Linked DNA regions of Homo sapiens: region 2 is linked to region 1. Evidence: read pairs that join two places in POLR2A ChIA-PET (ENCODE). Cell type or tissue: Panc1. All regions are shown on one strand. Links, peaks and the distances in the headings refer to the core of each region. The heading gives the core; the rest is flanking DNA. Region 1 overlaps RHOQ (ras homolog family member Q). Region 2 overlaps PRKCE (protein kinase C epsilon).

Region 1 (8,527 bases), core at 273-8,272:
AAAGAAATAGGAAAAGAAATAACAATAACAAAATTTAGAAGCTAAAAGGCAAAAAAACAAGTGGAACTTACTTAACAGGCCCACGGAGCCAAATTCGGAGCGAGCAATGAGGTGCCAGTTAAACACCGGACTGCACAGCAGACCTCCCTGAGGGTCTGAAGCTATGGGAACCAGAAGAGCGCCTGCTTCTGCAGCTGGACTGAACGCGGAGCCACAAGCAAGAGGGTGGAACGAGTTTGCTTTTTAATACCTTTTCCCCTTCCCTATCATGATAAATGCTCCCCAATCCTGGTGAAAGGCAGATGATACTTATTCTCTGGTAAGGGCAGAACTAGGCTTCCCGAATGGGAGACACCAGGCCCAGTCGAAGCACACAAGGCCACGGTACAAAGAAAATTGAGACCCCCCTCCAACACTCTGCTTCTTTCACTCGCCTCCCAGGATGAATCCCTCGGGCAGAAGAGTAGAAGATTCTTTCCTGGTTTATATGACTAGCCCAAGGGGGAAGACCAATACCTACTAACCCTACAGGTTCCCCAATAAAAAGACCCCAACAGATCACCCTACAACAGTGGTTCTCAACTGGGGGTGGGGTAAGTGAGGACTGGTGTTGCCCCAGGAGAACATCTGGCAATATCTGGAGACATTTCTGTTTGCCATCAATGGAGGAGGGATGCTGCTGGCATCTAGGGGGAAAAGGCTGGGGATGCTGCTAAACAACCTACAGTGCACAAGACAGCCCCCCCACAACAAACAATCCAGCCTTCAATGTCAACAGTACTGAAGCTGAGAAACCCTGACCAACAGGGAAGCTCAGAGTCAACCAGCCCTGCCCATACATGCTTTCTCATGTGCTCAATGCCACTCTTGTAAACACAGATAGACATTTGAGGAACTACCTGAAAGAGATCAAAATTAGAGATTACACAGAGAGACAAAAAATTTGAAACACTATCATTAATATCCTCAGAGAAATCAGAGATGATATACCATCAAAAAACAAACTAGACAGGTACAGTGGCTCATGCCTATAATTCCAAAACTTTGAGAGGCCGAGGCAGGTGGATCACTTGAGCACAGGAGTTCAAGACCAGCTTGGACAACATGGCAAAACTTCCTCTCTACCAAACAACAACAACAACAACAACAAAAAGAAACCAAAGAAACAAACAAACAAAAAACTAGCCAGAAGTGGTGGCATGCAGCTATAGTCCCAACTACTCAGGAAGCTGAGGTGGGAGGATCACTTGAACCTGGGAGGTGGAGGTTGCAGTGAGCCTAGATCACACCACTGCACTCCAGCCTGGGCAACAGAGTGAGAGCCTGTCTCAAACAAAACAAAACAAAACCTAAACCGCTTAGAAGATGCTAAAGAAAAAAAGAACATCCAGACAACAGGAAAAGGCACTTTAAAAATAGAATCACATTTCAAAAACAGAATAGAAGGGGTAGATGATAAACTTGAGGAAGTTTCTATTTCTCCCCAAAATAAAGAAAAAAGACAGAAAGGAAATGTAAGATAATTAGAGGATCATTCCAGCAACTCCAGCATCTGAATAGTGGAAGTTCCAGGGTAACAAAAGAGACTGACTGAAACTAAATAAACCAAAGAAATAATCCAGGAAAATTTGTTAGAACTGGAAGATATGAGTTTCCAGATTGTGGGTACCCAGCCAGGCCCTACCCCAAAGCCTATGATTGTGAAATTTCAGGAGGTTAAAATGGCAGATCCTAAGTTTCAGAGAGGAAAAATGGGTTCCTGACAATGGATCAGGGATCAGGTTGGCAGGGGACTTCTAAACAACTTAAATAGAAGCTGAAAGACAATGGGACAATGCCTTAAAAATTCCAAAGGGAGAAAAAATATAATCTATTTTCAAAGTATCAGTCCGGTATGAAGGAATAAAAACATTTTCAAACATACTAGGTATCCCAAAAGTTGCCTACAATGACTCTTTTCTCAGGAAACTAATAAAATATACATTCCACCAAAGTGAGGAAATAAACCAGTAAGACCTGAGATCCTGGAAACAGGGATCTAATACAAGAGATAGAGGCAAAGAGAATCCTAATAAACCTGAAGGGAAATCCCAGGATAACAGCTGTGCAGCAGGCAAGAGGCACCAGCCCAGCTACAGCAGGTTAGAAGGTGCAGGAGGGATGGCTGCAAAAGAAGAAACTGACAGAATACTTGATATGACTTGCTGCATGGGAGGGTGAATTTTGCATGAAATAGCTGAGACATACAGTGAAAACCAAGTAAGAGAAGCAACAAGATAATTGTTCACTTGAGAAACAGAAAGTGGTACAAGAAAAAAAATATAATCATAGTACACTACATGGCTCAGCTGTGAATAGTCATAAAAATATAAACACTGATCAGTGGTCAAACTGAAATTACAATATAGCTCCTACAGAAAGGTGGATAGGAAGTGGAAGATATGTGTGAAAGGGAGCTCAGGCCTCATCAGTCATCATGTGAATTCAACAGAGAATATTTGTTATCAAAATAAACAGCAGAGTTGAAAGTGGTTGTCTCAGGGTAGTGGGAAATGTCTTTTCTGCAGGAGAAGTAAAGAGGAATATTTTATTTCTTCATAATAACTCCTTCCAGAACTGCTGACTCTTTAAACCATCTGCATATAGAAGTTTGATAAAAATGAGTTTTTTTAAAAAAATTAGGGAACACAATAAAGTATAAAGAAGTAAATTTCTAAAATTATTCATGGTCACCACCTAGAACCAACCACTTTAACATTTTGACTATTTTGTTCTGATTTTTCCTCTGCATATTATACATGTGCATTTTCTTTAAAGTTTTAATCATACTATACATATATATATGGTTTTGATTCCTGCTTTTTCACACTTAACACATCATTAGCCTTTTCACATTTCTTTAAATATTTGTTGAAGGCAGTTTTTAATGGCTGTGATTATTCTAATATAAATCATTCTGTGATTTAGCAACTCCCTTTTTACTATGCATCAATGTGTTTATAATTTATCACTATTATAAATAACATTGTGAAGAATATCATTTTATGTAAATCTCTGGGTACACTGAATGTTTTCTAGGCATAAATTCATAAAATCAGATCACTGCAAACCAAAGAGTCTTTGGCAAATTAACCTCCAAACTGGTTGTTTCAGTTTTCATTCCCAAAAATGGGGCAGAGAGTATTTACTTTCCTTTCTCCTTTTCAACTTGATAGGTTGAAAAACAAAGTTTTTATTCACATGTCTTTACAGAGTGTGTTTTCATTGGCTATTTGTTTTTCTTCTCTTGTGAGCTATTGGTTTATGTCTTGTCCATTTTTCCACTGGGGCTACATGGTAGATTAACTCTTTGGCAACCTCATTTATAGGCTGATCTCTTACGAGTTAACATAAATCAGACCCATGTACCTGATGGTCCTTGAAAGCCCCAATAAAATTGTTTCTGAATCTAAACGGCCCCACAGAAACCTTGCCTATCTGGGAAGCTCAGGTCAAACAGCCGGGTAGTTGGGCACCTTTCTAACACTCCTCACTCACATTTCATGATTTATATGCACATCCCATTTTCTACTTGCATTCTGGCCAGCTCTATTCATCTTCCAACTGGACTGTAAACTCCTACGGGGGAAGAACCCGATCGGATGGAATTTTGTGTTCCTCACCTCACTCTTATGTTTAATGGATATTTATATGTTTGATAAATAAAGCTATTAGGGTGTGGTTGGGGTGGGAGAGTATATGAACAGAGGCACAGAGAAAACAAGAACACTGGAAGGTCCAGACCCAAGCATTAAAAGGAACAAAAAAAAAAAAATTAAAAAAATTTTTTAAGAAAAAGAATATCAGAAGGGTAGAGAAGAGATCAGCCCTCGCCTCTACCTGAGCCAGGGGCGAAGGCAGCACCACAAGTGCACAACTAGCAGAACTTCACTTTGTACCTTGAAACCCTGAAAATAGTCCCCAGAGCCCGGGAAAGAATGGCCATGGAAGAACAACTGAAAAAGAGCGGGGGCAGGAATAAAATGGAAAGAGAAAGATCACAGAGCCATAAAAAGGAATGGAATGTTGATACCTTCTACAACATGGATGAACCTTAGAAAACGTTATGCTAAGTGAAAGAAGCCAGACACAAAGGGCAAACATTGCAGGATTCCATTAATATGAAATGTCCAGAATAGGTAAATCCATAGAAACAGAAAGACAGATTAGTGGTTGCCAGGAGACGGGGGAGGAGGAATGGTGGGGAGTGACTGTCGGTGGGTATGGGGTTTCGTTCTGGGGTGATGAAAGTGTTCTCTGAATTATGCCTCAAAAAATAAAACAAAGGAAAGAGGAGGAAACTTACATATCAAGCAGTTTGACACACCAGCAATTTCTCTGAGTAATTACTTGCGTCTTAACACCAGCTTGCCTAGATGCTACTTCCATACTAGCTTGTTCAGACAACAGGAGGCATTCCGGTCTCCCAGTCAAGACACAAGTGAGCAGGTCAGCATCCTCACCATGTCCCCCTCCTACCGACTTATCACAGAGGGCCACAGGCCACTCTGGAAGCACACCTGACATAAAGCCCAGTGAAGGACTCCTACAGGTCTAGACTTGCTGGAGAACAGTACATGCGCATAGCCAGTATTTCATCCAAACAGACCTGGCAGCCTGTCTGCTTAATGAGCTCTGTGAGTCCAGAAATGAGTCCCACTTTGCTTAAATGGTCAATGTATTCAAATCGCCACCTATAACCTGCTTTAAAGCCACTCAATAATGTCCAGACAGGTCAGAATTTCCTCTCAAATGAGCTGATAGGAAAGCCAATATGGATATGATATAAAGTGATGGGAAAGGTTCTTTCCATAATAATCTTACCACCAGACTCCCCTAAATTTAACACACACCTAGTTCCTACTGGGGCCCCCAACACTTGTGCAAAGTGCTATGTGCTACGTGCAGTCCTGCAGGGACGGCAAGGGGAAGAGTTTACAATCTGCATGGGGAGCAAAGATTTACACATGAATAAAACCAAATGCTAGAGTGCAGCCTGGAGACAATTCACTTAGTGGAAATTCTAAGGAGGGACTCGACCACTAGAGGGCCGGAGTCAGAGGTGAGGAGGTCATGGGGTGCCTCAGCCTCAGTTGGACTTCTCACTTTCTGCAGTGGATGAATACCCAAAGCTCTCGCCTGTTGGACGAAGTCCCTGTCCGAAGGAAGCAGAGCCCCCATCTGCCTGCTCTGTCCCTCCTCGTGTCCAGTCCCTTCCCCATTCCTCCAGGGCCAAGGAGGCTGGTGGAAACACCTCCAGGTAATCAGCTCACTGGGGAAGACAACTCTGTGAAAAGTAAGCTGGATTAAATGGAATTTTAATTGAACTGGATGCTCAAAATTAAATGCTCTCTCAGTGGCTGCTCCTAGAGGGGGCACACTTTGAGCCAACTCATTTATAATCCCAACCATTATGCCATTTGAAAGAGGATGGGTTTTCTAGATTGGAACAAATTTGAAAAAAAAAAAAAAAGAAAGAAAGAAAAAAATGTAAAAGAGCAGGCGCAGGAGAATAAAGGGAGGGGAGAACACTTGCACAGAAAGCAGAGGTCAGCCAGGAAAGAAGTAATTACTGGCAAGATGGGTGTTTGAGTAACACAGCCCTTCCTCTCCCTTCAGCCACTCCTTGTGACCCGCCTGGGGAATGTTAACACAGAAAGGACGTCATTGCCCATCTGATGCTTTGGAACTAATTTAGCACAAACCAAGCTGCCATCCTTCTCAGGGACAGGGTCTGTCACCACCCAGAGGAGTGCTAACCTCAGCCACAATGAACAGAGCCCTGTCCAGGCGTCCTGTCTATCGAGCCCCTTAATATGCGGGAGAGAAATAGCTTGGTGTTTAGGCCGCATCAAGAAATACCTGCAGAGCCTACTGGGCGCACAGCCCTAGGCCACATAGCACACTAATGGAGCCAAGGCACCCCACAAAAAATTCTGCTTCCATTTTTTTTCTCCTGATAGCACTGCGGCCCTTCTCCACCAGGTGAACTGGATAGGGAGCACCCATGGCTGAATCATTCAATTCATTCCAGTAATTACGGATAATCTCAACCATGTGTAAAGAACTAGAAATGAGGGTATATGGGGGTGTGTTTTGTGGGGCTGGGGGTTTAAAAATTTATAAATTAAAAAAAAAAAACACACACACACAATGAGATCCTGTCATTTGCAACAACATGGATAGAACTGGAGATGATTAAGTAAAATAAGCCAGCAACAGAAAGACAAACATCACGTATTCTCACTTATTTGTAGGATCTTAAAAATCAAAACAATTGAACTCATGGACATAGGGAGTAGAAGGATGGGTACCAGAGGCTGGGATGTGTAGTTGGGGGTTTGGCGGGAGGTAGGGATGGTTAATGGGTACAAAAAAATAGTTAGGGCCAGGCACGGTGGCTCACGCCTGTAATCCCAGCACTTTGGGAGGCTGAAGTGGGCGGATCACAAGGTCAGAAGTTCGGGACCAGCCTGGCCAATATGGTGAAACCCTGTCTCTACTAAAATACCAAAATTAGCTGGGCATGGTGGCGGGCACCTGTAGTCCCAGCTACTTGGGAGGCTGAGACAGGAGAATTGCTTGAACCCAGGAGGTGGAGGTTGAGTGAGCCAAGACCGTGCCACTGCACTCCAGCCTGGGCGATAGAGCGAGACTCTGTCTCAAAAAAAAAAAAAAGTTCGAAAAAGACATGACACTATTTGATGGCACAACAGGGTGACTATAGTCAATAATAATGCAACTGTACATTTAAAAATAACTCAAAGACTGTAATTGGATTGTTTGTAGCACAAAGAGTAACTGCTTGAGGGGATGGATACCCTATTCTCCATGATGTGCTTATTTCACATTGCATGCCTGTATCTAAACATTTCATGTGCCCCACAAATGTTTACGCCTACTATACACCCACAACATTTTTTTAAAAATTGAAAAAATAAAAAAAAGAATAAAATAAGTCATGTTCTCTGCACTCCAGGGACAGTGTGTATGTAAGACAGCGGTGGATGTGGTAGGGAGGGAGGGGGCAGGGGGTGGAGATGGGTTGCAAAGAGCAGGTACAGAAGTGCACAGTCATTAATTCAGTGACTCTGAAAGTTTAGCCTGCGTCACAATCACCTGAAGGGCTTTTATAAAAGAGATTTCTTAGTTTTTCATTCAGAGGATTTGGGATAGAGCCTAAGAATTTGGATGTCTAACAAGTTCCCAGGAAATCCATGTTGGTTTGAGGATCACACTTTGAGAACCAGTGCCACCATTCAAGGCCTCGCTGAGCATCTAGTACGTGTAAGAATCCAAACTGATCACTTTCTCCAGCTAAAAAACAACTTTCGTGGAAACAACCTTACTCAACTTAACTCTTACTAGCATTTCACCTCCTTGGAAGGATAAGCCTTCCTCCTCTGTGCCCCCAATAAATAGGCCCCACTGCCCTCCCACCACTCATGGTTGACCTACCCTTCAAAACACTGTGCCTCTGGGGGCCAGGCCTGTGCCTGACAGATCTTCTAACACCTGCCCCTGGCCCAGATCTGGTGCTCAGGAAATGTATGTTGACTGACTGGATGAATGTTCTCTTCTAGGCTTGCCAGCCACCACAGGAAGCAGCCAGGCAGGATTTGGGAGCCCATGCAGAGGTGGTGGCAATGGGGATGGCCCAAGAGGGCAAACAATATGAGCAGCAGGTGGCAGAGGAAGTTTTGCGCCATATTTAGAGAATATTCAGATGAAGGAGGGACAAACAGTTTTGCAGAGGTAGGCTTCCCCTGAATAAGAAAATCCTTGAAGGGAGAAAGGAAAGGCCTGAGGTAGCCCCCATGGGACACAAACGACACCCGTCATTTGCAGGCTAAAGCTGGCCCGCCTGGCAGCCCCCCAAACAGCATTTCCCTGTCCCTCTCTTCTGGGAAGGGGCCACAGCTTTAGGCAAATGGCATGAGCTTCTTCCACACGTACTTGAGCAATGGGGCCATCAGCGCCACCTCGGGCCTGCTCCTTTTTGAGGAAGCATGGTGGTTTAGGGACAAAGTGACAAAACACCCGTAACGTCACGTGGGGCAGAAGTCTTTGTAGGAGCCGTTTTAGCAGCCGTCCCTACGTGTTCCACCTATACACAATGTTCCACCATCTCTTCTAGCTAGAAAAGCGATACGCTTGGAATGTACCTTTTACATGAAACGCTGAACAACAGTGCATGTGATAAAAGAGGCATTTAACATGGGCCAGATGATTAGGGAGAGTGACTTAACATCAAGAACCCAGGGCTTAAAGTCCGACAGCCTGCCTGGTGATCTCGGCTTTGCCTTTTACCAACCGTGTGGCCTGGAGCGAGTCATTTAACCTCCCCAGATCTGCAAAATGAGACAGCCACCACTGGCTTCCTTTACTCACAGAGCAGGTGAGGGAACTCAAGGCGGTACCAGGTGCGACATGCTTTATGTGCTGTAAAAATGTCATTTGATGATGAGCCTGCCACTTTTAAGCCCCT
Region 2 (8,527 bases), core at 245-8,244, 520 kb after region 1:
GTGACTCTTCCCCTTCACTGCTGGAATGAAAGTTGTTTGTCTTGCCATATAAGCATGACTGTAAGAAGTCCAAACGAGCTCTGAGTTATATAACATATTTCACATTTTTAGGGGCTGTAATTAGAGTGATAATATTATGGCAATACTCCTAGAACAGATTAAGGACCTAATTGTGATGAAAGAGGGCTTTGGGTCAGAAGTACATATCTGAAACTGTTTTATTTAACATGACTTTGGCACAAGGATCGGTAATAATCCCATATTTACAGAACACCTTGAAAAAAAAAAACTGTTTTTCTGAAGGCCCTACAAAGTTTTCCCACTTCAAATGTTTAATTTGGATGGGAAGTTGCCTTGTGAGTGTAGAATGAAGTTACAAAACAAAACAAAGAGGGTCCCTCAGGAAACTACCACAATTCTAGAAGGGTTTAGAAAGACGGGAGCTACACAGAGGCCAATGTGGTTTCTGAAACTTTCTTCTTCTAGTAAAAATGCTACACCAAACAAGAACATTGCGTGGCAATCAAAACCCTGACCAGGGAGGTGCCTGTGAACAAGGATGCTGGGAAGAAGCCCACAGTCAGGCTGGAGTTACCATTCCTGATTAGCCAGGAAGAACTAGGTGGGGGTCTCTAGCTGAGCTTTTGAGAGTGTGCACCCACCCTTCGCCTCTGGTGTTTTGTAACATGGAAGAAGCCTCCAGGGAGACATTTCTTCTCCCATTAGTTACTTAAGAGAATACCACTCAGGGCTCATGCCATTAGTTGAAATTAAGTAGAAGGACCAAGAGGGGTTTATCTGATGGGCTTTAAAAGCAGGTCTCGGCCATGCTTTTCCAGAGGCAAAGAGAGAGAACTGCAGGCTGGCGCAAGTACCTCTTAAGCCCTGCTGGCCAATTTACCCTGTGGCTAGTCCTGATTGAAATTCGGAACAGAATCTTGGACTCTAACCTCTCCTGTTTACTTTTGTTTGTTTTCTTTTCTTACCAATGCTCCTTGTGAAAAACTCCAACTGACCCAGGCAATAAGCAAACAGGAGAAACTACTTTCCTCACCTGTTCAACAAGAATAAAAAGTGGCAACATTCTGAGACTAGGACGCTGGGGGAAAGAGTGAACAGGAGGGGAGAACTCACCCAGACAGACTGTGTGTCAGCTGTGGATGTTACTCCCTGTCTCAGCCAGAAGAATTGATGAAATTCACACACTCCAAAGACCAGCAAGTACTGCTCCCTAACAAACTGCTAATTTAACACCTTTGACTTTTCCTTTTCACATTAACCGACTCTTTTCAATAATGTTAATATTAACTTGGCTGGTAATCCCAGTAGTCAGTATTTGGAGTTCAGCTACAGATCATATATTGAGAAACACAATCAAACCATAAAATGGGATTCCTGGAAGGGGGACTGCCACCTCAAATTATATTACAATCTTTGATATAGACATCACCCATTTTGATAACTAAAAGCTAACCTCTGAAAAGAATTGCTCATGGTAAGTTTCCAGTGTGGAAAATAAGAGTATTCAAGCCGACATGTTAACATGGAGGCTGGTTTTTTCAACATCAAATTGTTGGCCGTGCAGAACAGTTTTAGGGCAAATTCCTCCAGCTTAAAGAATTTTAAATTTAATTAAACAATCTAATGTAAACTGATCTATACAGTATTTTGTCATGACGCATATGGAGAGGTATTCACAAGGAAACACTTCAGTACTATGTTGTTCATTCCAAGTTAAGGGAAAAAGCTATTATTTGTGACTTGGCAGTTAACTTGGTAAACAGATCCAGATCACTGCCTTGTGGGTTACTTGGGCCAATACTTGTAAAATTTATCTAAGACTATGTGCTGAGATTCCCATAGTTCCTGCAAATGCTGCAACTTTCCACACTATAAATTTCCTTTCTTCTAGAAGCCAGTCTGGATGTGAACTGAGTTAGGGCAGGGAAACATATGCAAGTGTGTTTTTCTCTCTTGAAAACTCAATGTGTGTCTAACAGGTGTATGTGGCTCTATAAATATACATGACTTAAGAAAATCAAAGCATCAGATATTGACTTATGGAAGGAAAAACCAATGAGCCAATCATTACATGAAAAGGGATTTTGTTTTGTTTTAATATTGCTTTAAAATTCTGATTTTGGACTTGGGTATACCCAGTACTCTTAAGATCAAGGGTAATCATTTGTTAGTTTAAAACCTATGGCTTAACAACTGGTACAAATATGAGAAAAACTGGAGACTGCATCCCTGCTGTGAACTTGAAGACCTGCCGAATCCAAACCTACTTATGAAATGAATACCTCGTGCCACCTACTCACAGATAGAAATGATTTTCAAAAAGTCAGAATATGACAGGCAAACGGAATGATTTATTTTGAATGCTGGAAATATAAACCGTGCCCTGATTAACTTACAAAGTTCTCATTCCTGGTACATATGGCAGCTTTAGCTGTGACCTAGATAGAGGGTAAAGTCCGAACTACATTTAAAACTGAGATTCGTCAGTTTGCCAGCTTTTTGGAAATCAGCGATTTTCAGAGTACAAAGGTTAGTTAGAATTAAGGGAAAGGGAGGGAGATGAAATCTTAGTAAGTCTTTAGCACTGCCTGCTCAGATTGTTACTAGTCCTGTCTGTTAACTCTGTGTCATAAACAGATCTCTTTCCATCATTACCCAATTCTTTCTAGTTTTACTCTAAAATTCTAAACTCTAGCTCAGAAGACTTAAAGGCAGATTTTGCCATTTTCTCAAGATTGTTAGCAATCTACAGTACAAGAGGTCTTCTGGTGTGGGGCTCTCCCTACATCCTGTTAAGTGTCCCTGGAAGTCCTAGACAGTGGCTCTCAACCCTTCCCCAGAGTGCTCCCCCAGGCCCCACCATGAAGATTCAATTTCAGTTGAACTGGGGTGAGCCAGGAGGTAGTATGTTTTTAAAGGAGTCCAGGTGATCCTAAGCTGAAGCCAAGGTAGACAACACTATCCTAAGGTATTCACGGTGCTCTGCCATCTGTCTGTCCTCCAAGTACCCTCCAGTGTAACCAGATTACGGTCTAATTGCTGTTCACCCTTCACAATTCCTGCTTTCCACTCGTCTCCTCTTTTGTGTGGATCCTCTCCCTGGAATGCCCCTAGCTCTCCAGCTCTACCAGCTAAAATCCTACTCATCCTTTGAGGCCTAGTTCAGTTCAATTTAGTTAACATCCCCTAGGCACCTACCATGAGAGCCAGACATTGTGTTCAGTTCTGTGTCTAAACACTGTGTGTATTCAGAGAGGCAAACAGGCCCTGCCTTCAGGAAACTTCCAGCCATGGTTAATGGGTGTGTTGACCAGGTTGTGAAACAAGTTTTCTAACATATTTACTCAAATTAAATGTCCTCCCCTCAGTAGGTAAAAATGGCAACTCCAGAAACAGCACAGGCTTGCAAGCATGGCAGCCCACAAGCACAACCACAATCCATCCCAGTAGCAGAGAAATAAATCTAGGATGGTGCGGAGACCCACAAATAACCCCACTGAGGGCAGACTGTGGTGTGAACCCAAATATCCCCCTCCTGGATCAGTGGAGAATATGAGCCACTGAGCAAATGAGAGGCTGAGCCTGTGTCTAATTGAAGAGCCTCGTATATGCCTTAGCCCAAATGTCAATATCGTCATCCTGAACTATTTCTGGAATAAACAACAGGAAAAACACTTTAGAGGACATTAGCCAGAGTAGGCTTCTGGAAGAGGAAGGCTGAGCCAACCCAAAGATCTAACTTAGACCCTGGGAGCAAAATTTAATTTTTTTTTTAATAACATGAACCAGACTCCCTCTTCCCTTCCCTCTCCCCTCCCCCTCTACTAAAACAAACAAACAAAAAAACAACAACAAAAAAACCCCACGAATACAGCTAAAAAATCATGGTCAGTAGGGTTAGAAGAACAGGCCTCAGTGGAGGCTCATTGAGCAATAATGTTTTGGAATATACATATGGAGATCTGAAACCCCAATGGGTCAAATGCCATTGTGAAAAGATTATGGCAGAGAACTGACAGCTGGCTTCCAAGCTCCCTGGAACGAATGCTCTCACTGGAGGAAGATGTGAGAGAGACAGAGAAACTGGGTGGGAAGCAGGTGAGCAAGAGATGGTAAACCTGAAGAGAATCATAATTAAAAGCATAGCAAATCATGTGTGTCATGTAAAGGACTTAACATTGCATCCACTCATTTAATCCTGAAAATTAGTCTATTCATTACTATTATCTTATTTTGCAGATCAAGAATCCGAAACACAGAGAAGTAGATTGACCAAAATTGCCCAGCTAGTTTGAGCAGAGGTGGGGTCTCAACTACGTTAGCCATTAAAGCCGTATTCTTACTACCACGCTAAATTGCATTTTAACAGTATCTCAGATACCTAAGGAACTAGATAAATTACATCTAAAAGACATTTTCAGCCAGGAACTATATTGGCGCTTCAAATGTTTATTGGTAAGGTCTGATTCCCAACCTGAAGATGTTCATAGTTGCTACAGCAATAAGTAGGAAAACTCAATCAACATTAAGAAAAACATGCTAAATCTTCTGTCATTCCTCTGTTTGGAGTTGGTAGAAGAGCTCCGTTTTATCATTATAAAGCATGGCTAAGCCTAGATGCTTGATGTAATGGAATAAGATGGTCATTCGCAAGGAAATATCTGGAAAATGTGTGTGTGTGTGTGTGTGTGTGTGTGTGTGTGTGTGTGTGTGTGTGTGTGAAGTTGTTACTATGCCTTAATTCCATCATTGTATATATTTAATACTACACCAAAGACCATGACAAGTATTGGTAGAACATTTGGGAGGTGAGAACCTTTGTGGATCAAATCATTTTTCGAGCCTCTTCTGAAGCCAGTTCATTTTAAGTTCACACATTGCTTGGGAGCTAGCAGTAGTTTGAACTTTTGGCCCGTGAGATATCCTGCCCATGGGTAAGTAAACATGCAGCAGGGACAAACAGTTTTTATACAACTCTTCATTGTACCATGATAAGATCGGGGAAAACTTTTTTTTTTCCTAGTTTAGATTTCTTTATTCAAATGTCACACTCAAAAAATTCCCCACCCCACTTTGCCAAGACCTGACATTTGCTCTCCTGTCTTCCCTAACTGCAATAGTGTGGCGTTTGCTGCCAGTATGTTTCAAAAATGAATTTTAAATGCAAAGTAGCGCCTTGATTTTTTTTCCTTAAAATTATACCAAGACTATAAATGGCTTATAAAGAAGATAACTATAGAGGAAGGGCCCCCAGCCAGGCAGGGCCACACTCAACTGCTCTCCTTCTTCATCCTCAGCAGATGCAAGACAGGACAGAGGAGACTGGTATTAAGTTGCTGTGCCAGGAGCTTGCACACACATCACTGCATCCCAGCGTTAAAACAACCCTATGATGGTCATCATCATCTTATCCTCATTTATTTTTTATGTTTTTAAGATAAAGAAAATAAGCATCAAGGAGTTTCAGTCATTTGCCCAACGACAACCAACCAGCACTCAAATTAAAGGCCACATATGTATCCAGCTTCAAAGGCAGTGATCTTTCCCTCTTTGCTAGAGCTGGGCTTCTGTCTGTAAGACTTTCTTCCTGACTCTCAAAGGCCTCCTGATACCCCCTGTAATCTGACTGTAGCCCAGACCAGTTTCTGTAGGTTGAAGAGTGGCCTGAGAAGGAACAATAGCCCTACAACATCCTGCCCTCAGAAGAAAGGATTGGGAGTTGCGGTTGTTTTCTTGAAATGTATTATTGGTAGGCTGGATAATGGCTTGGGTATGTTTCTCCCTCTTTTGAAAAATGGCAAATAAAACAATACTCAGCTATAGTGTTACCAACCTGGGGATGGAAGCGTTCGCCTGAGGGATATTTGAACTCCTCCAGAGTAGTTTATGTAACAAGGCATCACTAAACCAAATGGCATTAGCAGGTAATCCCTTTTTGCCATGTCATATGGTAACAATGCACCCCTGCTTTCTCACACAGGGCTAATGACTGATGGAAGAAGGGAAGAGGTGAGCGAGGCTGAGACTTTGCTTGCAGATAGGCCTGACTTGGAGTTTGGGATCCTTATCTTCAGCGCCAGTACGCCTGTTTAGTCCAGAAATGGAGCCACACTTTTCATAAGAATAGCTGTCCACCCCAGTCTGTGGGATTCCAGTGGTTCCAGAAAGGCGGAAAGAGAATTCCTGCAGACCGCAGAGACTTATGTCTGGGGAGGGTGTCTGTGGCTGGGAGGGGGCCCTGGCAGAGTGATAGTCATCACTGGAATGGGTACAGGAAAATCTGAGTCAGCAAATGAAGGGGCTGAACCCAAGTGTCCTGGACGCCAGCTGTGGGAAGGCAGGCGAGGAGGAGGGTCCGTCCTGGCAGCTGCTGGGAGCTTCTGAGAGTCAGCATCTACCAGGGCCTGGGCCAAGGTAGCTGACTGGGAGAAGAGGATGGGGGACAGCCAGGCTTCCACTGGTTTTACAACTTTCTCTGTCACTTGAGGCCCTCTACACATAGCCCCGACATCTCTCTTCTGCATTATCTTCCACTAGGCCCCTACACAAACTCTCCACTGAGGTTTGTTCACCTTTCTCCCACCAGGAACATCTCAAGTGTCCGCCGGGCTTGCAGTGTCCTTCTCATCAGCTCAAGTCCTACCTCTTGCAAGAGGCCTTCCTTGACCACCCCAGCCCAGAGAGGACACTCCCTCCCCTCTGAGAGTTTTGAGATGGATGCTCTGTGCTCCTTAGTGTGTGCTTGCCATGTCCTGCCTTGTCCAGATACCCAAGCTTATTTTTGAGACAAGGTCTTGCTCTGTAGCCCAGGCTGGAGTGCAGTGGCGCGATCATGGCTCACTGCAGTCCCCACCTCCTGGGCTCTAGTGACCCTCCCACCTCAGCCTCTCAAGTAGCTGGGACCACAGGTATGTACCACCATACCTGGCTAATGTTTTTTAATTAATTTTGTGTGTGTGTGGAAATAGGGGTCTCACTATATGGCCCAGGGTGTTCTTGAACTCCTGGCCTCATGCAATCCTCCTGCCTCAGCCTCCCAAAGTGCTGGCATTACAGGCATGAGCCACCACACACCGGCCTAGTTATTCTTTCTTTTCTAGAATGGTCAGGTGAGTGCCTGCTCTCGCTCTGACCCCACCTCATCCCACTTTCCCCTTAACTCCCTCTGTCTCCAACCATGAGCAGAGCATCACTGCTCCTTAGAAGTCCCAGACACACTCCTGCCACAGGACTTTTGCACGGGCCACTCGATCTGCCAGGGACACTCCTCCCCCAGGCATATGAGTGGCCGGCTCCTCCACTTCTTTCATGTTCTGCTTAAATGTTACTGTAATTCATCAGAGACCACCCTGGATTACAACAAACAAACACCTTTTCCCTAGCACTTCCACCTTCCCCTGCTTTGCAGTCTCATTTGTTATCACCACCTGACATCAGGGATTTTTTAATCCGTTATTGCCTTTCTGCCACTACTTGAAGCTCTATGAGGACAGGTTTCCAGCTCTTTTGTTCTCTGCTGGATCTCAAGGACTTAGGACTGTGCCTTGCATGTAGCAGGTATAAGATAAACAGATGTTAAATTAATGCATATCTGTTATAACTTGTTTGCCTCCATGGTGTTAGGCTATGTTTATGTATATACACTTACTATATATAACGTGCCATATACACCATATATAGTAATTTATATTTACCTTACCATCTACTATATACACACGCACATATATGGCATATGCCAAATACATGACAAATGTTCAGCAGACATTTACGAACAACAATATTATTCCCTCCTTGAGCTGAGACCTCTAATGGTTTTTCATTTCACACACTCCTTCCCTAAGTCTGGGAGGGCACCCCCTGGACTAAAGAGGGGAGTTATGAGGTGGGGATGGAGCAGGCAGGGACTGGGAAGGACAAAGTGTCCTGTTTCAAGTTAGCATCTGCACAAAAGAGCCTGCCCTGGGGTATGGTCTAGTCAAGCAAAGCCCTGGCCTTTTGTGCTTCTTGCTCACACAGGAGACCTGGACCTTGTTTTCTCTATGAGAAAGGAGTTCAGATCCTTCAGGCTACAGAGAAGGCTCTGGCCTTTCAGGCCAGCTTCAAAAATTCTGATGTTTCTCTAGAGGTATCAAAGAAATCCTGAAGTGTGGTGTCATGAGCTATGGGCAGGCCTGTGGTGTATGGGGACACCTGGACGATGGAAGCTGGGAATGTGCTCTGCTTGAAAGCCCTGACATCAAGGGTCATTCTGATTTTGCTGAGCCAGAGCAAAGGAGACCCTGTCTGAAGGAAGAGGAAGGGTGAGACCTTCAGCTTCAGAGGTACAACCCATGTGGTCACAGGCTGCTTTCGAGAAGGGACTCTTTGGGTCTAATCCAGATTTGTAGCCCCTTCCCAGAACCAAGATGTACAGAGACCACACATAGTAGGGCTATCACTCTAAGGTGTAGGCAGTGCATGCCAACAAGCTAGCAGTCTCAGAATGGTTTGCAAAGGTGCAAACCTC

Evidence for each region. ChIA-PET counts read pairs that join two places held together with the same protein. Peaks named below come from ENCODE experiments on the same cell type or tissue, not always from the same donor. Only the 100,000 strongest peaks of a DNase experiment are listed, where the experiment ranks them.
Region 2: POLR2A ChIA-PET joins it to region 1 with 11 read pairs; 3 of 35 experiments call an interaction of 5 or more read pairs at or near these places.

What each region holds. Positions count from the first base shown.
Region 1 is chr2:46,551,775-46,560,301 of GRCh38, reverse strand. The region is part of intron 2 of RHOQ (ras homolog family member Q); the gene reads right to left. Among named protein-coding and RNA genes, the nearest start is that of ATP6V1E2, 13 kb to the right of the region's middle. RefSeq lists an enhancer at 2,265-2,314. In Panc1, for the core only: CTCF peaks have their summits at 3,867, 4,912 and 5,112 (motif pointing right); no DNase peak of the experiment used is centred there.
Region 2 is chr2:46,034,867-46,043,393 of GRCh38, reverse strand. All of the region lies in intron 10 of PRKCE (protein kinase C epsilon), which reads right to left. Among named protein-coding and RNA genes, the nearest start is that of EPAS1, 260 kb to the left of the region's middle. In Panc1, for the core only: no CTCF peak of the experiment used is centred there; no DNase peak of the experiment used is centred there; H3K27ac peaks cover 2,805 bases.